Linked DNA regions of Homo sapiens: regions 1 and 3 are each linked to region 2. A link is a loop called in an ENCODE intact Hi-C map of the cell type or tissue named here. Cell type or tissue: PC-3. All regions are shown on one strand.

The links. Peaks named below come from ENCODE experiments on the same cell type or tissue, not always from the same donor. Only the 100,000 strongest peaks of a DNase experiment are listed, where the experiment ranks them.
Region 1: a loop joins it to region 2, with 9 times the contacts of the local background. A loop is called at or near these places in 3 of 110 quality-filtered maps.
Region 3: a loop joins it to region 2, with 5 times the contacts of the local background. A loop is called at or near these places in 6 of 110 quality-filtered maps.

The regions. Positions count from the first base shown.
Region 1 is chr2:57,716,818-57,724,817 of GRCh38, forward strand. LOC105374697 (a long non-coding RNA gene) reads left to right here and starts at 4,083. Exons shown (of 3, transcript XR_940111.3): 1 at 4,083-4,159; 2 at 6,039-6,135. In PC-3, CTCF peaks have their summits at 4,190 (motif pointing right) and 4,404; a DNase peak (open chromatin) is centred at 4,114; H3K4me3 peaks cover 987 bases.
Region 2 is chr2:58,567,675-58,575,674 of GRCh38, forward strand. All of the region lies in intron 1 of LINC01122 (long intergenic non-protein coding RNA 1122), which reads left to right. Among named protein-coding and RNA genes, the nearest start is that of LINC01122, 51 kb to the left of the region's middle. RefSeq lists an enhancer at 4,920-5,798. In PC-3, a CTCF peak has its summit at 3,753 (motif pointing right); DNase peaks (open chromatin) are centred at 2,367 and 3,747; H3K27ac peaks cover 257 bases.
Region 3 is chr2:58,631,889-58,639,888 of GRCh38, forward strand. All of the region lies in intron 1 of LINC01122 (long intergenic non-protein coding RNA 1122), which reads left to right. Among named protein-coding and RNA genes, the nearest start is that of LINC01122, 120 kb to the left of the region's middle. RefSeq lists an enhancer at 974-2,651. In PC-3, no CTCF peak of the experiment used is centred here; DNase peaks (open chromatin) are centred at 2,333 and 3,263; H3K4me3 peaks cover 582 bases; H3K27ac peaks cover 1,963 bases.

The DNA.
Region 1 (8,000 bases), 850 kb before region 2:
ACCAGAAAAAATCTTTAGTTTAGTGGTGTGAATGCGGGAATAGGGACTTTTACCTGCCAAATATCAAGACGTATGATAAAGTTATAATTAAGGCAGTGTCGTTCTGGTCCAAAATATATAGTCATATGATAGAATAGAATAGTAAATACAAAAAGAAATTAATGTTTGTGAAAGAATCAGTGAGAAAGGGATGAAAATAGAAATTACTATTGTGACCAAAATGTTTATCCATTCCTAGTAAGTATTCAGTATTTACAGAATATGTTTATATTCTTTACATTAAATTCATGACTAGCCATGTTCCTTAATTCAATATTATTTTTGAATAGTTTGTAAGTTGATTATCTTTCAGTTTCCAAGTCAACAAAATTATTACTTACAGATGCTATGGTTATTTACTTTTATTTAAATATACTTAGTATTAATTTTGATATTATGTATTGATTAGAATTTTCTCTTTGTGATGCATAATGACAGTAATGAGAGATACCCTTCTGCCTTTTCTACTCAGTAGACATTGGCGGTTGCTTTTAAACACATATTCTTTTTTGGAATGTGGGTCCCCATCTCTAGCGCATTGAAAGTTGTTTTTTATTTTTTTTTTAATTTTTGAATCATGACTATATGTTACATTTATAAATGCCTTTAAATCATCTATCAGAAAGTTTTCACAGTCTTTTTCTTATGATCATGTAGTGTGATGAAAAAGGGTTATAGATTGCAATCTTAAATTTCTAGATTAAACCTTATTTGGTATAGTTTTCATTTTAAAAATCAGAATTTGATAATACTATGTTTAATATTTGTGCATCTATAGTCATAAGTAAAATTGGTCTACTTTTGGTATTATTCTTTTCAAGTATTTTTCTAAGTATTAAAAATTTATTTTTGTAAACCTGTCCCATGGCTATTACCTAGATGAATAGGTGTCTTAGTCCACTTGGTGTCATTCTAAAGGCATAACTGAGGCTGGTCAACTGATAAAAGAGGTTTATTGGCTTATGGTTCTGTAGACTGTATAAAAAGTATGGTGCCAGCGTCTGCTCAGCTTCTGGTGAGGGTCTAAGTCTACTTCCACTATATTGGAAGAAGAAACTAGTGCCTACAGAAACCACAGAGCAAGAGAGAAAGTGGCAGGGGAAGTGCCAGGTTCTTTTTAACCAGCTCTCACAGGAACTAATAGAGTGAGAAGTCACTCACCCCCGAGGGAAGGCATTAATCTATGCTGGAGGGTTCCACCACCATCACCCAAACACCTTACATTAGGTCCAGCCTCCAAAACGGGATCAAATTTCAACATGAGGTTTGGAGGGATCAAACATCCAAGCTACAGCAGTAGGTAAACAAATAGGACAAACTACATTACCCAAATCCACTTGACTAGGAGGAATTCAGCTGTTAGACCTAATGAATGCAATGAATAGATGAAAATTTTAGCCTTCTATACACAGGTTAAAACAACTTTCAGAAATACAGTTGTTTCCATATCACATCAAACCAATTTATGTATTTGTAAATTAAAACTTTAAGTTATTCGGTTTATCACCTATATGCATAACACATAAATACAAGGAAAAACTAGATTGATTTTTCTTTTTCATTAATTACATTACTGACAGAATGTTTGAGCTTCAAGAAAAAACTCTAATCAGAACAAATTTTGGTAAAAACTGGCACTATATAAGAGCAAAATTTCTGTGTAATAGGAAAAGACAGACATATAGATCAATGGAATAGTATAGAAAGCCCAGAAATAAACTCTTGCATATATAACCAAATGACTTTGACAAGAATGCTAGATATTCAATCAGAAAAGTATAGTTGTTTTTGACAAATGATGTTAAGAAAACTGGATATTCACATGCAAAAGAATGAGGTTGGACCCGTACCTTACTCCATATACAAAATTAATTCAAAATGGATTAAAGACATGTAAAGAGATGTAACAGTTAAAACTATAAAACTGTTAAAAGAAAACATAAGATAAAAACTTCATGACACTGGATTTGGCAAAGATCTTGGATATGATACCAAAAGGCAGCAAAAGCAAACAGAGATAAATTGCACTTCATCAAAATCTAAAAATTCTGCACATCTAACAACATCTATCTTTCTATAGCTACTATCAACAGAGTATAAAAGGCAACATATGGAATAAAATATTTGCAAATCATATTCTAATAAGGGTTCAATATCCAGAATATATGAACAACTCATAGAACTCAACAACAACCCAATTTAAAAACAGTTAAAGGACTTGAATAGACTTTTCTCACAAGAAGATATATAGTTGGCCACTAAGAACATAAAAAGATGTTTAATATCACTAACCATTAGGGAAATGTACATCAAAAGCACAGTAAGCTATCCCTTCACATTCATTAAGATGACTATTTTTTTAAAAAATTAGAAAATAATAAGTGGCAAGGATGTGGAGAAATTACTGCCCTTAAGCATTGCTTGTGGGAGTATGAAATGCTGTAACTACCACAGAAAACAGTATGGCAGTTCTATGTTTAAAAAACTAAGCATGGAATTACCATATGATCCAGCTATTTCATTTCTGGGTATGTACGCAAAAGAACTAAAATCAGGGAAGCAAACAGATATTTGTGCATCAGTGTTCACAGCAACACTATTCATCATACTGAAAATCTGGAAACATCCCAACATCCATGGATCAGTGAATAAATAAATGTGTTATATAGATACAATGGAGTATTATACACCCTTAAAAAGAATGACATTCTGACACATGCTATAAGGATGAGCCTTGAAGACATTATGCTAAATGAAATAATCCAGACACAAAAAGACAAATATTGTATGGTTCCACTTATATAAGGTACCTAAAGTAGTCAAATTCATAGAAACAGACAATACAACGGTAGTTGCCAGGGCTGGAGGGAGAGGAGAATGGGTGTTATTTTTTAATGGGTACAGAGTTTCAGCTTGGAAAGATGAAAGATTTTTGGACATGGATGTTGGTGATTCTTGCACAACAATGTCAATGTGTGTAATGCCTCTAAACTTTACACTTAAAAATTGCTAAAATTGTAAATTTTAAGTTATGTATATTTTACCACAATTTAAAAATACTAAAGTGCTTGAGGTCAAGGTTTATGTCTTTTTCTCCATATGTCAAAAGTTGGCCACACATTGGAGCCTCCAGAGTCAGATGCACCACATTTAAAACCCAGTTTTTTCACTTACCGGCTATTTGACTATTACTAACCTTTAAAGATTATTATTTGCATATCTATGAAGTGACAGTTAGAATAATACCTACCTGTGACTTGACATGAAGAATAAATGTGTAATGCTTAAAAATGTTTAGTATAATGCTGACAAATTGTAGTCACTAAAGAATTAACCACTATTACTCCTGTCTTAGAAAATCTGACACAGTGCTCACTTCTGAGGCCACCTGCATTTCTGGACACGGTCTTGGCCTTGATTCTCTGTCTATAAAGTGGGAACTATGTAGTTTGCATCGCAGAGCTGCTATGATGAGATTATGTGAAAGTGCTTATAAATTACAGGACTATATAGAAATAAGCTATCTCACAGCAGAGAATAACAAAATACATTAGAAACTAAAGCAAAAAAATGGGAAGGAAGGAAGGAAGGAAGGAAGGAAGAAGGAAGGAAGGAAGGAAGGAAGGAAAGAAAGAAAGAAAGAAAGAAAGAAAGAAAGAAAGAAAGAAAGAAAGAAAGAAAGAAAGAAAGGAAAGAAACTACTTGCCACGAGAACAATTTTCAATGCTGACTTTACATGTAAAAACACTTCAAAAGAAGATATTCAGAAACCTCCAAAACTAGAATTACAATATCCAGGTTTCTCAGATATAAAAAGATTGATTACACACAAAAAAAGAATATTTTATGGTGGCATTCGAACACATGAAAAATAACCCAAATACCTATCATTCTAGAACCATTGCTCATACCACACTTTATGACTAAAGAAAAACTACCCTCCGCATAGGCTCTGGTCTCATCGCATACTCAGTCTCAATGGGATTTCCTTAAGAGTCAAAACCCCGACAATTGCATGAAGCCGGAAGCTCAGCAATCTTCTGAGGGCATCTATCTTGTTTTCTAAGAAGCATTTTGGAGGTTTTTCTTTACCTGGAGAAAGCACTGGCTAGAGCTATCTGTAAGTGCACTTCTTCTCTTGAACAGCAGAGGGTACTCCAACTCCGCGAGAGACAGACCATCTCAGCCCCTCAGTCCGCTGTGTCTTCCTGGCCTCGTCAAGACATGAACCCCAGACCAAAACAGTTCCGTTTCCACAAAATATTCCACTGAAAACCTATTACTATTCCGTGGGAATTATCGGCACATTCCAAAGGAGTAAATGGAGCCGTGGCAAAGGGAAAGGGTGGAGTCCCACCACACTGCAGGCTGCCTTAGGCCTGACCAGTTCCTCTCATACCTCTTACATTCTAAAGAGAGTTAAAAAATGTCTGTGGCAGAAATTGTGAAGGATTAACGAATACCTCCCATAGCCCCTAACTCCAAAGCAGAGTTACTGAGGAATATTAAGTTACAGCCACACAGCGTCAAACTGGCACCTGGCTGAGCTGTCCCACCATCTTAATAAAAGTCCCACAAGCAGAGGGAATAGGATGGGAAGACTCTTACCTAGCACGCTGTCAGGAAAAGTTTAGGAAACACAAAACAAAGCAGTGACTCTACCAGCCTGACCAAAATAAAGTCATCTTACTTTAAATGTGAATGTGCCTAGAAATTTCTGAGGCTAATTCATATTGTGCAAATGATGCTGCCTTCTAACGTGACACTGAAAGAATTGCAAAACATTCTCTAAATATAACAAACAGAAAAAACTTTCATGCCTTCTGCTCTTTTCTTCCTGATGCCATTATTCAGGTAGTTATTCAAATGGCCCTAATTTAATTAAGGGAAAAGCAGATAAAACTTTTTCTTTTTTTCTTTAATACAACATTCCCTTCACTCCATTCGTATGGCTTAGGAGTTCGGGTAATTCTCTGTAAGGTCATCCAAGGAAGACTTCTTTTCCTTTTTTCTATTCTCCCTGGCTGCTCCCTTTCCCTATCCCATTTTTGTCATCTTATCCCCTTCAGCCAACACAATATGCATTCTTTCCAGATCAGCCAAGCATTACAAGCAAATAACCACTCGCTGGGTGCGGTGGCTCACGCCTGTAATCCCAGCACTTTGGGAGGCCGAGGCAGGTGGATCAACTGAGGTCAGGTGTTCGAGACCAGCCTGGCCAACATGGTGAAACCCTGTCTCTACTAAAAATACAAAAAATTAGCCAGGAGTGGTGGCAGACGCCTGTAGTCCCAGCTACTTGGGAGGCTGAGGCAGGAGAACCGCTTGAACCTGGGAGGCAGAAGTTGCAGTGAGCCAAGATTGACCCATTGTACTCCAGCCTGGATGACAAGAGTGAAACTCCATCTAAAAAAAAAAAAAGATAACCATTCAAATATGAATCTATATTAACTAATATATCATGAAGTCACCTTGCCTTTGTGGTTTTGGCAAAATTCTGGTGAAATTTCTAATGAAGGAAACTCATTGTAATATCCTTCAGGCAATTTAACAAGCTTCAGAAAATGGGGCATATATAGAATATACAATAGATTCTTAGGTCATTCTAGGCACTGTACCTTAGGTGCCTTGGTAGTAGTTACTAGGCCCTTTTATGGGCTTTATGAAGATAGAGAATCAGGTTCAAATTCTGTCTCTGGTGGTTGTTTTAACCTGTGTGACCTGAAGTACTTAACCTCTTTGATCTTCCATATTCCCAGATATAAAAATAAAGAGAAGGACAATCTAGGGCTATTAAAAGGATTCACATTTCATAATCATGTTTCAACCACAAACCTGGGTGCTCAGTAAACATGACATTTTCTCTTTGATTAAAAGAATGAATTAAATGCTACACCAATTTTGTAAAACTCAAATTGACAAATGTTAGTTTCATCCAAAGCATTTGCATGTTTCTGGCCTAGAAGTTCAAATTCTTCATTTTACTCTCTCCATTTCAGGGCATACAATGTAAAGAAGCTTCACGAAAAATAAAAGAAAAGTGAAAATATATTTAGCTACAAATGATTGTCCTCTTCCCTGAAAATTACAGAAGAGGTATCTTCTATTAATGGCAGTGAACGAGAAAATGTTCTGCTGCCTCTGAAAATGAACAGGCATAAAGAAGACTGACAAAGAGCCACCTGACATTGCCAGACTTGTGGAGAAGGCTTCAGTGCAGTGCTCTCAGCATTTCTAAATAAAACTGCACATCTAGGTTTCTTTCCAAATAGTATATTGATTACTTGCAGTCAAATTGTGGTCTTTCAAACAGCATGTTCCTTTATCATCATGGAACCAGCAGTTTCAGATTCCGTAATTGAGAGCTACATAGTTTATAGGAATTGGTATTCAGAATAAGACTTTTTAGTTTGAAGCTGAATAATGATAGATGTATGTGGAGATCAGTCGCTTGCTGGGAAAAAATCGTGCAGTTCATGTTTTCATATTTTTGCCAGGAGAAATAGCACCTTATGCATTTTTTCCAGAAACAAAAATATTTCCATCCACCATACCAGTTTAGAAGACTGAATTCTAGAAATTTCTTGGTGGTAGTTTCTCTTTTTGGGGAGAGGGCTACTCTAAACTAAAGAAACCCCCTAAATTCACCTCCTAATATGGCAAAATTATTTGTTCCATATTATATATACCATATATTTTGTCTTTAATGCTCAATTCATGAATTGTGAAAAATGACAGAGAGAATGTATCATCTAGCTATTCCATGATGGATCATGATATACTTGTACCCTCCTAAATGAAAACAAATGCATACTTTTCAGTCATTTACTTTTTTTTTTTTAAGTAGAGGTCATTAATGATCTTCCTTAATTTTATTTCATCCATATAATCATATAATTTGAGAAATATCATTAATGATATATCTGTCCCTTCTTTTGAATGTGCATATATATATTATATATATTTCAAGCTAATTCAAATATAAATATTAAAATTATTCTTTAAATTTTTATGAAATATTTTAGATATATTTTTAAAATAATGAACTCCGTAATTGATTATGGCACAAACATCCCTTACCCTGCCCTTCCCTTTTTGGTGGGGAGAGAGAGTCTCAAATGTAGTGATTTAATCAAAAATAGACTTTTTAATTCACATCTCATTAAATATGAGTTTAAAAGAAAAGACTAAAGTGTTTTATGTAAAGTTCTGTGATTTGTAAAACCTAAGAGATTGCTCCCGTAGCAGTTCCCTGAGCAAAATAAAATCAGTCCATTTCAGAAGACATAAATTGCTTACCTGTAGACTAAAAGAAATCTAAAGGAAATGTCCTACTCTCCTAATTAGAAATATTTGTAGAGAAAGTATACTGTTTATGACACTGGAAATAGTTTCGTCTGCTGGTTCTAAGTGTGTGTGCTATTCTAAAAGGCACTATTCCCACAATTAATTACAGTATCATATGATTATAATTTTAGATGTAGCTCCATGATGTATTTTGAGATGTCACTAATCCACCTTGATCCCCCTCTTCTCTCAAGCTCTGCAATGTAATGTCATGTAGCTAGGCATTCCAAGCAGTTTTCTAGTCATTTCATATATTTTAGTTTACAGTTTACGAAGACTGCATATTATTCGTGGGCACAGACTCACAAAAGTTTGCTTCTTATATATCCCTATAGTTTTAAAAAAATTAACAGGTATAGAATAGGACCTCCAAAATCGTTTTTTGTTCAAAATAAATTATTTTAGGAAATTTTATTGCATACTAACAATACTTTTTAAAATCACAGTGATTTTGTTATGGTATCAGTAATATCAAGAAATTGTGAAAAGTTATTTGCAAACTATAGTCCTTCAATCCAAATTATTTTGTCACTTTACAGCACACACATTTCTTGGTGAAATTTGCAGGCTTCAGTATATATGTCAAGTAATGACTAGATCTGGAATAGTTGTGT
Region 2 (8,000 bases):
GGGTTCCTACAGAGTATAAAGTTATCTGTTTATTTACAGTTTTAATTACTATAAAGGAAATTGTTTCGTGGCTTCTGCCTTTATTTTTAGTTTCTTAAGGAATTATTAGATAAACATAGATTTCAATTTTACCAACTATCTTCTTTGATGGTCTGCTATTTGGCTAGCTTCTATCAGAAATCTATACTACCAATGGCCTTTGAAAGCAGTGAGTATATGAAATTAAATGCTGGAAATAATTATGGTTAAGCAGCAGTCTGAAAATACATGACACATACTCATTTGTATAATAGGATAATTTCATTTTGCGTTCACTTTGGTGTCATAAGAGTTAAACTTGGTTAAATAAATGGTTTGTGTTTTAGGCTTTTATTTATAACTGTATCTTATGTTTTATTTATAACTGTATCTTATGTTTACTTATTTAAAAATATAACATATAACTGTATAGGATTTGTTGAAGATAACTTAGGGTTAATTCATATTATGGCTAGTTTGTATCACATGGTTATTTAGGCAAACTACCTTTATCTCAGATCTTAGGAACTAAGTAAAATCTGACATATTTAATGTTGTGCTTCCATTATGAAATAGTATTTAGATAATTAAATTAAAAAGCAAATTTAAGTTCTTCATCAAGTCAATATTCTAGAGTTGGATCCAGTTGATCTAACTTCAGCTGTTGTCTTTAGACAGCGTGGCTGTCAGTGGTCATGGTCTTAAATGGAATAAAAAGCAATTCCTAATAAGTTGAAATAAGTCATTCCTTTGAACCTGTTATAAACAAATAACAAGACTTTCATCAGATACTTTTCATAAAAATGAGCAACTTTGTTCCAATACTCTTGGAAAATTCCAAAGGAAATATGCACTCCGTCAGATAGAATGTACATTATAGATGGCTTTGCCAACCTTACTGGTTCACAGATGGCAAAGTGTTAATAGAAACTATCATCTCAAGTCAAACTGTAAGGCCTAGTATTTAGTGTTTTAACTCAAGAAATATTTTCAGACTTACTCTGTTATTTATTTTTACTTTTTTCTTAGGGAAACTCAGGAATCATAGTAGTGTTCCTCTTTGCTTTTAATGTGAAGGGAATTTGAGCCCTAATTATGTTCACAGGACTCTCCCAAGATGATAGAGCTGGGCTAAGAACTGAGGAGTCTCAATTTCCAGCTTTGACCTCTGTGCAGCATCTAATATTGGCATGCAACCTCTGGTCATATATTTGTTCCATTAAAGCACTATGCTAACTGATGGGATTCAAAAGATAAGATGAAAAGTGAAATTGTGATAAGTGAACCCGTGGGACAACATGCTGCATTTGTTTTTGGCTTAAATTCTTGACTGTAGGGGAAGGGGCAAAGGGACTCTGATATTTCTAATGACTGCTTACACCTTCTTATCTTTTAAAAACTGTGCTCTCTGCAGTATGTAATAGAGTCTGTTTTTAAAAGACATCTTCTCTTGAGAGAAAACACAGATTCTTCCCAAATCCTCCAAAACCCTTCTCTCAGTGTTTGGTCACTGCTATTAAATAAAAATTTTGTGCAGTCTAAAGAACCGGGCAGATGTTAAAAACCCTTGTGGTCCCCACCAGCTGGGGGGTTCCTCTGTTTGTTATTTCCCGGCTGCTTGGCACGTTCCTGTGACATAAAACAAACCCCCATTATAAAGGATTATATGATGAGTCAACAAGCATGTGAAAGATAGCAACCAAATGGTGACTCCCAATTACATGAAAAATTACTATAATCACCCCTGCTGTAACACCCGTCTGTTGGCAAAGTGGTTGATCCCCTTGAAAAGCATTAAAAAAAGGCCTAGTGTATTAAATAAAAATCTCAGTTCTGTGTGTAATCATAAAAATTAACACTGTCACTTTAAAAAAAAACTAATTAGTGTCCTAAAGGGAAACCTACTAGGCTATGTAAAGTAGCTATTATGAAAATGTTTAGCCTTTTGAATGTATTTCAGACAGCGTTTGTGTTGCCAGATTTGTCAGCCAAAAATTCACTAAGCAGATTTGTCAGGGGCTGAGGCCATAATCTGTAAAACAGACATTGGCATAGAGATTAAAGATCAAGAGAATTATATAGGTTTTGTTACCATATGCCAAGATTTCTTTTTAAAAGTAAGTTTATTTTGTGTGGGCTGTAACCAGAAGCAAGCACTATCTTTGTTTGGTATTTAAAACAGTAGCATTTCCTGCCGAGGAAGGAACAAAACAGTTTCATTCACACACTTGGGGTGCGGTGGTGGTGGTGGTGGGGCGGGGCGGGGAGGGTGTGTGTGTGCAAGATGCTTCTGACATTTCTTCTGTAGTTTCTTTCCTCTCTTTCTACAGTGTAAGCCTCATGTATGAGTCATGGATGAAAAATCAACGACAGAAGAGCCCTTGGGTCCACAGTCACACTTTTCCCGGGGACTGTAGGAGCTGCCTGGGACACCCTCTCCTTTCAGAAGATGTGTCCCTAACTTGGAGGGTGCCCATATTACAGTCAGGCTTCCCATGTCTAGCCACAGATGACATATTCATGTCTATCAGGCTCCTCTTAAAGAATTTTATGCTTAGAAACATCAGTGACCCAAAACGGGCTGGGTGCAGAACTTCTTTGGCAGCTTGGCCACATGGCTCTGAGGAAGTCATGAAATCACTTTGAACAATGCATTCCTTAAATAAGAATGTGAATTAGGTGGTCTCTCAGGACCCTTGGCCTCTAAAGTTGTATGATTCTGTGAAGGTCAGACCTTGCATAAATTCCAGTACAACCCTCTCAGATGCAGCAAGAAAAAGTAGTTTATATTGCCATAATATATGCTGCAAAATTTAATAGAATGATGGACCGCTTCCTGAAAACAGTTGAGCAAAAGCGTTATGCTACAAAAAACTATATATGATGGTTTCCTTAGAACTGTGGTCAGTATTGGGGCAGATTTGGGTAATTACAACAGCCAAACATAGTAATGACATTCTGAGACATTTATACTTTTGAGATGACAGTGGATAAAACTCATTGTAATACTTCATAATTTTAGTAATATTTTAACACAGAAGCCTAGTCCACAGATATCCTGGGACACACACCTATGCACACACACAATTTATTTACCTAGATGGAAAGGAAGTCACATATAATTTGTATGGGAACTTTCAAAGGCGCTTACACTAAAGCTTTTCTAAGCCACTTTTAAATTATATCTTCATTACACAAATGGAATATTGCTCAAAGAACCGCTGACTGAGAGAAGTGGCAAGCAGTCTTCCCAGACTTTATTCAGTATTCACATCCAATCACATGGGTAAACATAAATACATCACAATGCTTATTCAAACACTCACAAGTTATCTATAGAAGACAAACTACCATATATTCTCCGAAACAGATTTTTCTTCCATTTCCCTTTTTCATTTTGCATCTAGTGTATTGACTGAAATTCATCTGGTTTTTTGTTTTTTCTTTTCTTGAAGCAAATTATAGGCCCCTCCTGGCTCCACCTATAATTTTTCACATTTTCTTGAGACAAACTACAACACATTGACACGAAGTTACTGGCAAACAGAAATTCTAGAAAGTATCCAAAAGGGGTTAGGAGTCTGACACTTGGCCTCCTGACCTGAGGGGAAAGTAGATTTCCGTCGAGGCTGCAGTCTTGGGACTTCCGCCTTGAGGAGCCAATCTTGGCCCTCATGTTCCGGATAGCAGGAAAGGAAGGGATATACCTGCGAGTGGTTTTTGTGCTAGTACAGACACTAGGGGGTGTCCAAGGACCAAATGTATTCCTCCTTCCCTTCAGCCTTGTCTTAGGTCCAGCTAACTTAAAAAGTGCAGGAGCTAAGGGAAAATCCATCCAATTAATTCCTGTCTTGTGCCGAAATAAATAATGTGGGGTCAGTTTCATCATCAGGCCCCGATTCCCTTGGATCTCTGGCAGCCTTTGTAATCTCAGGGTTCAGAGCTGGCACCATCCCGTATTTAAGCTACAGGTGATGAGAATGAGGTGCTCTGTTATCAAATGCTTTTTACTTCTGTGTGTGTCAGAATTTACTTGTTGTTGAAAAGAGGTCACCAATTTTCCTTTTCTTTAGTGTTTCAGTTTAGGTCTGTTCACACTAAACTATGAAGGGCGGGGGGGAATTGTAAGAAGGCAGATTTCTGCCTTCTCATTCTTGTGGGGTCCCATTTGCTTTTTATTGTGGATTATTTGTTAATTATTACTTATTAGAAAACATTGGCCCTTGCTACTGTAGACATCTTCAGGCCTTTGGGCATGGGTCTCTTTATGAATACCTATTACTTCTTAATTATGATGGTTTAATAAGATACGTCTTTCATTTTCATCTCCTATCTCTCTTCCCCTATGATTCTTCTCCTTTTGCTATTGGTCCCTGAGGGCATGTTACTGGCTCCTTTTTCTTTATTGCTCCCATCTTCCCTTTGCCCCTCCTGGTAAATTAAAAAAATAAATAGAATGCATTTTAAGGATGACAACAGTAATAATAAAGCCAGGAATTGCTTTCCAGCTAAATGCACTGATTGGAAGTCCTATTGAAAATAGCATAAACCTAATTGAAGTAGTCAACCCCTCCCATATAGGTCATGCTATGCTCTATTAAAATGAAGGTAAAACAAAGCTTGTGACATTTCTGCATTTCCCAGACTGACTTTTCCTAAGACATATCGATAGTATTGACAATAGTATTGCATTGTGCTCCCTAGTGACCCAGCCTGTCATCTTGTGGTCCTGGATAATTCTTTCTTAATGAAACCTTATTGTGTCCTTTACCTATAACAATCAACAGAAAAATAATTATGTTTCAACATATAGAAATAAAAAATTTGAAATAAATCAAAATTGTAGCAATTAACTAACCAGTAACACTGATCATTTGGATAATGTGGATGTTCAGTACCCGCCAATTGTGGCCTGTTAAAGATGCAAATACGTTTTCTAAATTTATGAAAATACACAAGTTGCTAAAGAAATGTCTGATGTGAAATTATCAGGAGAGTTGGGATTATATATAAGGAGTTATTATTTGATTTCATTTTGAATAATTTAAGTAGTCTGTCTTCAAGAGTCATTATTTGGTCCTAAGCTTTATTACTGAAGTTTCTTATATTCCATGGAACTGACTATCAGATTTGATGGCAAAGCACTAGCAGCTGGGAAACTGCTCTTTCTCTCCCCTCTCATTTCCCAAACAATGTTTGCACTGATTAATACTATGCAACAAGACATGACGCAGAGATTGTGTTGGCATTGTGTTCTGATGACCCCACACATTGTGTGCGCTCTGTGGTTCCTTTTGCTGTTCATAGTTATATGGGTTTATCAGAAATTACATGTCAGGCTCCCGATGAGTGTAATTGTATACTGATTGTGTATAGTTTTTTAAACCTCATTATTAGCCTTGTATGCAAACCAAATAAAAGGAAAGTTTAAAAAAGGAGAAAGAAAATAGCCTCCACTGGACGTCATGTCAGAGCCCAGGTGTTTGAGCCTGGATGCAGGGGGGAAACAAAATGTTCTCTCAGGGACATCTGCAGCAGCCATGTGCTTGAAAAAGGCCCTAATGAGTGGAGGGGGAAGGAAAGAAGTGGTTAGGGCATGGGGGGAGAGCTCCTGGCTTTGCTTTCTTCTAACTCTGTTCTCCTTGCATGCACGATTCATTTAATAACAAGGCAGGGAGGACACTGAGGGATGCAGTGTGTGTGTCCTCGTTCATTTTAACTTTCATTAATTGGTGCCCCCATGGCAATTTCTCTGAGTTCTGACCCTCTACTTAGAATCACTCTTTTTTTTTTTTTTTTTTTTTTTTTTTGAGACGGAGTTTCGCTCTGTCGCCCAGGCTGGAGTGCAGTGGCGCGATCTCGACTCACTGCAAGCTCCGCCTCCCGGGTTCACGCCATTCTCCTGCCTCAGCCTCCCGTGTAGCTGGAACTACAGGCGCGCGCCACCATGCCCGGCTAAATTTTTGTATTTTTTTAGTAGAGACGGGGTTTCACCGTGTTAGCCAGGATGGTCTCGATCTCCTGACCTCGTGATCCGCCCGTCTCGGCCTCCCAAAGTGCTGGGATTACAGGCGTGAGCCACCGCGCCCGGCCGAATCACTCTTTTAATGGAAAAACAAAAACAAAAACACCTCAACTATGCAGCTACAAACTCGGGGAAAATAGGCACAGGAAGAGTGATGAAATGAACAGTGCTTTCTTTCTCTTCCCAGGGCTCTGCCCTTCCACCCATTTACACCTGAGCAATTTATTGGACATTTCCAAGACAGTTATTATCCAGGATGTGCATACTTTGGACTCACAAGCAGGAAGCTCAGCAGGGAATGTTGAAGTATTACATACCAAGGACGAGGGACATTAGAATTAGACTCATCTCTAATGTGGAAAGTACTTAGTTCTCTTTTAAAAACCTTTAATCAGTATACAGTGGTTCAGTACACAGATGTTAGCACCAGTGTGAGGGCTCTCTAATTGTAATTTAAGTTATCCCTGCCTTAGGGCTCCCAATCAAATTATTAGACTGTTACAGTGAATCTGTGGCTCTTGGTTGCACCTTGCAAGGGGGTGTTTTCTGGAATGACGAGAAACAGTGGTTTCTCCTGGGAAGCAAATGTACCATTATGGACTTATTAGGTCCTTGATTAGATCCACAGCTGATAAGTGAGTAGATATTTCAAGAGAAAATATTGCAGTTTATTTCAATCTGCCTTACTCAGCCCATTGGGTTGTGGAAAAGAAAGTAAATGAAATAGAACTAAAGGAAACGTACGTGCAATTTTTTAAAAAAGTGGTTGTAAAATTTATTAATCAATCCTTATACATTGCTACTAGCTCTTTATGCATTAAAGGTTAATGCTTTTAAAATGTGTCTGTTTGTTTGGTGTTTCTTCTCAATCCCTAAACTTGCTTTCTATTGAAAATTTTCTGACTGGACTGCTAAGACTCAAAGAGTTAAATATTCAGAGCGACAATTAATTAATTAAACGGTCCTAGAAAGTAACCTCTCAAGTTTCCTTCCTGAAATTCATGTTGATCTGATTTGCTTTAATAAGTGACTTGCTATTGAACTAGTTTTATGTACTTTAATTTGAAGATAATTACAATACTATAATTCACATTTCAGATGCACATTAACTTTTCAAAAGATATCAAGCTAGATACCTCTACCTAGCATTGTGTTTATTTTTTAGTATAGTGTAACCTGAAGAATAATTATCTGGTTGTAGTAATATCTTTTAAGTTCTTTCTATTACTACGCATTTATTTGATTTTAATTGTAGAACCATTGGTCATATTGAGTTCATTTCCTGTTCATGTTGATTTCATGAATCTCTCCATTAGTATTCAATTGCACAGTAATTAGTCATTAGTTCACCGTGATGTCTTCAAGCATGTGTACACTTACATTCTCATTTTCCACTCAGTTTCTACAGTCATATTTGAATTTTCTATTTCTTAAGGAAACGAAGGCCATGATAAGGAAGACAAAAATGCTAGATGATGACTTGATTAAACATTTTGCCAAAAGGCCCCTAGTCGAGGCATGCAAAAGCTGGATACATTGAAAATGAAGTAAGTGGCAGCTGCCTAGCCATAATACTGAAGTCATTGAGATGTCAAAGCCTGGGATCTGAAGCATTTGTGATCAGAGGCCAGATAGAAGCTATTTAGTGAAACTTTAGCATGATGTTTGACCTCTGTGTACACCTGGCTAATTCTGATTAGAGCATCTTCAATTTCTGAAGAAAGGTGAAATTCCCAACTTGTTACTAAGCTCCAATAATGTATTAAATGTTACAATTTTAACTAACTGTTCGGCTTTACAGATCTATTTTTCTTTATAAGAGAAAGTGTTTTTCAAAAAAAATGTTGTCAATGGATTAATTAATTCCAAATTTGCTGTGTTTTTAGTTCACATTTTATCTGAGGTATTCGTTTAGCTCCCACGAAAAGTAAATATGTCATCTGTCATAGTCTGTCAC
Region 3 (8,000 bases), 64 kb after region 2:
ACTCAATGGGAGTTTCTTAGCAGGCGGATTTTTTAGGTAATATAAGATGTCCAAGAAATAGCCATTCCTAATCAATGTAGTCACAGGGAAATAATAGTAGTAAGAGAAACCCATCACTAAAGTGATATTATGCGCCATCCAAACTCCTGTTGAGGAAAAGATTTTATGGATTGAGAAAATTCTAACCTCTTCCAGATAAATGGAAGCAGGCATGATTTTAGAGTGATAGCAGATGTTGCCATTGTTTGTAAATATCCCTGTGCTTGTGAAATATTGAGACATTTCAAGCCTAGATCTTAGAGGAAATTTTATTGGTTTTTCTCAGATATACTTGGGGGAGTTTCATCAGTTAGTTGAAGTTGTGTAATTGATTGTGCTGATATCAGAATTGAAATAAGATATTAAAACAAGGTAAGCTTAAAATTCTTGTCACTGACATTCTTACAGATGATTTTGAAGTATCTCTGAGGTTCTGTTTTACATGGAAACACTATGGTTTATTCAGATTGCCCAAATTTGGTTAGTTCATTGGTTTAATAAACATTGAAGGTGCCGATACTTTCATGAAACATTCTGTAGCATCTGCATACACCATTAAATAGGAGATGACATTCCTTGGATGTCGATTTAATAATTTAATATTGTTTATAAATAATGTTATTCTAAGAGTAGTACAATATCCATTTGCTACACATAGGCATTTTGACCGTAACACTTTTTTCAAAAGTGATGTAAATGTATTAGCTTTCCACTATTAAACAGCCTGCCAGTATTTCTGAGCTATTATAATCACTTAAATAAGGAAGCCAATGAATGAAAATGATTACCTAAGAGAACAAAGATCTTATTTATTTATTAGAACTAAGCTCCTATGAGATGGCAGAAGCTCCTCTCATGAAAACAAATTGCATCAGTAATCCATTAACAGAGTTTTTTGTTTTTTGTTACTGTTTTTTTCCTAAGACTTCTCAATGCATTGAAAACATCATTCGATTTTAGACTACTGGGAGTTGCTAAATACACTTATTACTATGGGATTATTTTGCAAAAAAAAAAATGAATAAAAAGGGGAATTTTTAAGGTGACCAAATATCAGATAGATTTATCTAGAGTTTTATATATAGGTATTTCTGTGTATTTGTGACCTGTATGTCTCCATGGATGCAACTTGTGCATACAGACACACACATATGCACATTCACACACACACACACCTGAGATTGATTAAAGTTAAAAGTGCAGTCATGTGCTTCTATTTTTCACCTTAATGAGCACTCAGAAGTAAGTGAAAAATTAAAAGGTGGTTGGTTATATTTAGCTGTAGCTGTACACTCAATATATGTTGCACACAGTAGGAAATGAACATAAAATCAGTGAAAAAGCCTCAACATTGCAGCTATATGCATTAATTAAAAGAAGTTTGTTAAACTAAATTTGAAAAAAAACTTCTTTAATTGTGTTTACCCAAAAGGCTTTTCTTCCTAATTTAAATAGCATAAACATCTGGACTAAAGCAATATTAGAATCATGGCAGTAGTCAAGCAAATCTTGTGGAAAATAATGAAATTAGATCCCTGGTGTTGTGACAGAGTAAGGGCAGGATACATCAGTTCGATGTTAATAAAATTTCCATGAATGACTGAATACAATTAAGAAATTGTCAGTTGCGGCAATGAACTTTTGTAGCTCATAGATGTTTGCATCATTTGATTATGCTGGCAATTTAAAATTGTTTGTTAGTGTCTGTGTTGGGATATTAATTATGACCTTTATTACAGCCCACAATTAAACTAGTCATATAGCAACAAGCAAACTGTGTTGTGATACTGAAGGATCTGAACTATTTACAAAGAGGTCTGTTGGGTTTGGAGCCACCAGTGCCCTTTCAAACTGGAAATGATTTTAAAAGATGCAGTAGTTGAGAAACCACAACAACTGGGATGAGTAAGCCCTTTAATACAAGGAGTTCTTTTTAATAGTGTTTTAACAGTTTTAATTGCTAACAACATCTGTAAAACTGGAAAAAAAGCATTTTTAACTGTGACTCTAAGATAAGCTTTCCCTGTTCAGGAAGAGAAAACAATTATTCATTGGTTAATTAGCTGTAAACAACTTTTAAAAGATACATTCATTATATATGTAATTATTTGAAAAAAGGCTTCAATGTTATTTGTACTAATGCATAATTATTAGTGCTTGCTAAAAGGATTAACAGGACTTAGATGACCACTATTATTGCGGAGTAGCACAGTGAAGAGATGAGATTAGCATCAGGAAGGAATGTGTTATGATGAATCAGATAGGAATTTTTTGTTTTTGCTTTGTTTTTTCTTGTTTGCACACGGTAGTAGAGGTCACGTGGAGTCACATTATATTTTCAGAAACAATGTGTTTCAACCTCAAGTAATAGTACTTTTCATCTTTGTTTTTATGACACATAAAATATCTCACTAGACAAGTTTTTCTCTCCTAGAGTTATATTGTTGCTATGATTTATTATCTGTTCATTTATTTGTTTATTTACTTATATTTACCTTTGAGAGCTTTAAAAAAATCAACACTAAGTTATATTTTAAACTTGTGGTTATTAAAAACAAACTAGTTACCAGTAAAACCATGAGCTAGTTAGTCTCACTTGTGCTTATTGCAGCCACTGTATTATATTTATTAGATCATGTACCATGTTCCCTATAGCATGTTTGCTGTTTCACAACTATTGGTAGAAATTAAGTACAATAAAAATAGTTTGGTCTGATGTTTGAATTTCAGTAGATGAAGTTCAGTGTTGACCTGCTTCTAGTGTTCAGTGATTTGGTTGAAACAGAATAACTTGGATATTTTGAAGTAGTTTGGGTATTAGCTTTTCTCCTCCCTGCCCTCTATGTTTTGTTTAGCTTCCTCTTCCCATTACATTTAATTGGCTACCTGATACCATTATTACAGACTCAAAGTTGTGCATTTCATGCTGCAGTGATGTTGATAAAGATATTGCATAGCCTGGGGCAAACCCAGGGCTTTTGTACTTTTTACTACTGTATATTATAATTAACTCATCTTAGGTGGGCCAAAGGTTTGTCATGGGCTTTCTTACCACAACAGCCTGGATTTGATTCCACTCGAGAGCCCCACCACCCCCACCCCAACCCGCCAGTCTTTTTTTTTTTTTTTTTTTTAAGAAAGAAATGAAGTTCTGGAGCTTTGGTTTCAGCATTTGCAAACCTGTTTCCCAGGGTGCCAGTTAAAATCCCAGTGGTGGTGACTCATCTCCTTTATTTCTCCTTAAGGCCACTGTGAGATGAGACCTCGCCTGGAGCACTGTGCAGACAGAAAAACTATTGCATATTCCCAATAAGATAGGCTTTCCTCCGAAGTCCTTGATCAAGTTTTCTACTCTAAACTGAGAATGTTAGTGTCTTTGTGAGTCACTCCAGCCTCTATTACAGAGCAATAATATTTTGAGTTTGAAAATTTTTGTAGCATTTGGTATGAGCTTGCCATCTCTAAGCATTGCAGTTTTTGTCTTGAGTGACAGTGATGAGGGGGCAAGCCTGCTTGGGCTATCACGTTGGCTCAAGTAGCTAAGCTAAACTCTCTCATGCCTTGAGAGACCTTAAATGTGACATTATTCCAGTGTCTATTGAACTTTGAGTGTACTTGAGCACTAGTCAATCTGCTGAATTATCGGATACCTCCCCTCAATTTCTCCCCCATCTTTATCATGTGTCCTAAATATTTGAAGGAGGCGAAGGTGTCAGGAAAATTTACCTATAAAATCCATTCATTTATTAAATATTAAAATTCCAAATTCAAACACAGCCATGGCCTTTAGCATACAGGGAGTTCTAAATGAATGCTGTAGCACTGTTATTTTTGTTAGTTGACAGGGAAATTATTACATTTTTAAGGATTTGTGAATTTAAGCATAGATGATTACTTTGAACGTTGGGGTTTTGCAAATGGGAAGCCTTGTTGCTCAATTTACTAATTTATTTTGTGATCTGTGACTAAACTGAGTAAAAATGCAAATAGTACAAGGCCCTTTCCATTTTATCACCAGATCAGTTTACTGATGGGAGGATCAGAGTCACTAAACACTCCGACACTCTTGTGATTCCTAAGTAGTTGGGCATTAAAAGCCGCTAGTGAAGACTAGGAAGATTGTGGTGGTTCACACAGGGAGGTTTAAATGAAATCTAGTTATTTATTTTAGGTTTAAAATGAAGAGTCTCCAGCTCAGGTTTATTGGCCATTGTGACAGTACAAACAGGTCTCTTCCCCATCACATGCAACAGTAAACTGCATTGCTGGGAGGTGGCAAACTCATGCAAAAAGGAAAGCACTTGACAAGGGCTGAGTGAATAATGCTGCGAGCTTAAAAAGACCCTGTTAAATGCCTTTGTATGTTATTTGTATACAATTTCTGATTCTTAAAAACTGAAAATTATATTTTTGATTCTTTTTCTTCTCGCATTTTTATAGTGATCAAATAAGTTTCCTTTAACATTATAATATTAAAAATAATTCAAGAGAATGTATTTTTTCATATTATATATTAAAATGAAGTTAGGTCATCAAGGGAACACTAACGAGGGACGCTATTGTGGTACAGTGCATTGCTATATATGTTTAGAAACATTAGGGGTCAATTGAAATCCTGATATGATTTAATCAGCATTTAACATGTGATTTATTCTGAAAATCCAGTAGAGAAACTATGAAATTCCTCTACATAGTAGCCATTCATAGACTGAAATGCCTTTTAGTAGAAAGAATGGAAAACGTGTTCCCAAATGGGAAACATAATCCCAAAAGCGATCCACAACCCATATTCAACATCTCAACAATATGAGATGTTGATATGAAATGTAAAATGAAATGATCTGATATGGCATATAAGTTGATTTGTTTAGCATTGTCTCTTTCAAAAGTCTCTTCTTTTTTGTATTATACTTTAAGTTCAAATGTCTCTTCTTTAGAAATTATTGAATCAGACTAAGTGATGTAGCTCATTTGTGCAATAGGTCAGGGACTGGGTTGCAGGAAGCACACACATGTAGTCTACAATTCACTACCCAAAATCCCTGAGACGGAGACGTGTTTAGAAATTTTCTTTTAGAAAGGTACTATGGTGCATATACCGCAGATTATGCAATATCTCCAGCTGGGTCTGGGGCAGCACCCTATAATCAAACACATTCATGTTTCTGCATCGCAGTGTATGAATATTCACATTGAGTGGGATAAATAAAGATTCTAAATAATCTTCTTGAAATTAGTTCAGGTCTGGTTTTGCTGCCACATGAGTTATGAAAAGCCTTTCATAGCTTTTTGTTTTCACAGTTGCAGATGGGAGATTGTGGACCAGTGTTTCTATACTCAAGAGACCCCTCCAGTTACCTTTGGTGTCATAGGTTTTCATTTTTATATCAGTCAGGTCATAATATGTTGCTTTAATCAAACAAGCGAGTAGGGACAAATATGGCAAGAAACTTATGGTTAGACCTATTTGTTTAAGTCAACAAATATTTATTGATTAACAAATATGAGCCAGGCACAGTGCTGGGCACTTAGGGGGATATAGAAGAAGTGGAATCATGGTCTCTGCCCTGGTAGAATTTATAATGAAATTAGACACATGAAACTTTCTCTGTCTCTATTCCTCTCATACACACATACACACACACACACACACACACACACACACCCCTGCAGAATAATACCGAACATATATGAGCAAATGCCAAATTGAGTGTTCCAAAGAATACATGCTTTAAGTCAGCAATGGAAAATATGTTTCAAATCACCTGCCAAATCTTATCGATTGGCAGTGGCTGCTTCTGGCGCTAATATCGATGTTTCTAGCTAAGCCTGAGGTTAGCTGCAAGAGTCTCCTTATTGATTATCAATGTATGGCTTGGTGGCAGGAGAGTGGAATGATAACACGCCTAATATTTGCATCTCTTCAGATCTAGGTAGTCAAAGTCTAGGAAGGATTTCTTTTTGAAGACGGATAATAACTGCTGGTGAAATTTATTATTATTCTTTAATTATTCTTTGTCCATTAAAAAAAAACCCTTGGGAGTTAGTTATTTTCAAAAGTTTAAGAGCATATTCATGGAATTACCACCTGTGTTTAGAATTTTAAGATCCTTTAAATAATTATAGCATCTTTTTGGGGTGCACAATTCTGAGGCTGTAATTTTACGTATGGGACAATAAAATTTAATGTAACAAACTAGATTATAATCATATGGATTAGTAGTTGAGAATCTCTTCAGCTTAACTTTTTTGTTTATTCATTTTGTTGTGTTTTATATGTTATGTCTTATACAATATGAGTTATAAAATGTAGCTATGCTAATTAGATGTGAACCTCTCTTCCAAGAAACAATAATCCACTTTAGGGTTGTTACCCTAAGCCTTATCTTCTTTCGTTTCCTTTCATTATTTCAGGAGCCCTGTTTGCACTTGGTGCGTTGTAATAAGAAGTCTTTATGATCTTGTTGCTTACATTCTTTGGCTCCTCAGTCCACCTTCTGAAATGTTTAATTATGATGAATGTGGGATGTTGGAAAACGCCTCACTCCCATGTGATTATTATGAAATATATGTACTGTATATATAAATGGGGCAAAAATTCATTAATAGCAAAGATGTAACACTCCATGTAGCTTTCCTCTCTCACCTCAAGCATTCTCATATGACCTAATCACAGAAAAATGTGTCAGATTTTTCCTTTACTCTGGAGTTTGACCTCCTCCCATAAGAATTGGGTTTTGACATAAGCTTTCTCCAGTTCCTACTGTAATATCTTGAAATCTTATTTGAGAGATTTTTTCCTTGAAACTGTATTCTCAGATTTGAAAGGAAAACATTCTTTTAGTCTTGTAAATTTTTACATATTTCCCAGGTTCATGGTAAATTCTGTGGTGATGTAATTTTATATCATTAACAAATACTGAGCTGAATATTTTTAAATGAATTCTGAAAAGTTCAAAGTTCCCTGCTGCTTGTGTGAAAGGTTGAGCCATCACGTTTAAAATAAGAAAAAATGGAATAATAGGGGAGCCACAGGCATCTTTTATTTCTCTATCTTGGGGAAGCAGCAGCAGGGATCAAACAGTTTAACTATGACAGTGCCCTCCTAACCTGCCGTGTACCTCCTTGGGCATGAGAATGGACAATCCAAGGGACCCGAAAATGTGCTCATCCAGACACTTTGAACATCAAACTGGGCAATCATATTTATACTCAGGGGAAGCTAATTCATGGCTGGCCACAGAATGGCATTCAGGCAACCAAATGAAATGGATTATAAAATTTGATTGATATAACAAATGAAAGTTAAACTGTCCCCTAGTGCATTTAATTCTGAACTGGGAAACAGTGATCAGGTAGTGTAGAATTATAATTTATTTTTGCTAAAAAATAGAATATTGACTCCTACACAAGAGTTTTAGAATAGAAAAATCATCAATTTTAACCAGATATCAGCTAACAAATAGGCTTTATAATCAATGCAATACACATTTATGCTAAAGATATTAAGTATTAATGTATAATATTTTAAAATTCGTCTTAATTGGTGAGGATGGTAGATATGGATAAAGGCAATAATATATAATTATGTTACTTGTTCTAAAAAAAATAAAAATAAAATGCATTTTAAACTCAGCTTTGAATTTATTTGAAACTCATTCAAAAATTATATGGGATAATTATAAGCATGTGCAGATACAAGGAAATACCACTTCTATAAGGTAAACACAAGGACTATAATGGACAGAATAGTATAAAGAATACATCACGTAAAACAAAAAGATGAATGTAAGTATATAACTTGGTTTAAGGTATGTTTGTTTCCCCCCTAGATTCATATAGAATCTAAAAACAGGCTCATGAATCTCAAATGATATAATTTGACTGAACAGTACAATCTGTTAATGCATTGCATGTTAATATATTTTCCTTATATTGAGGTGTGTGTGGTTTTATCAAGT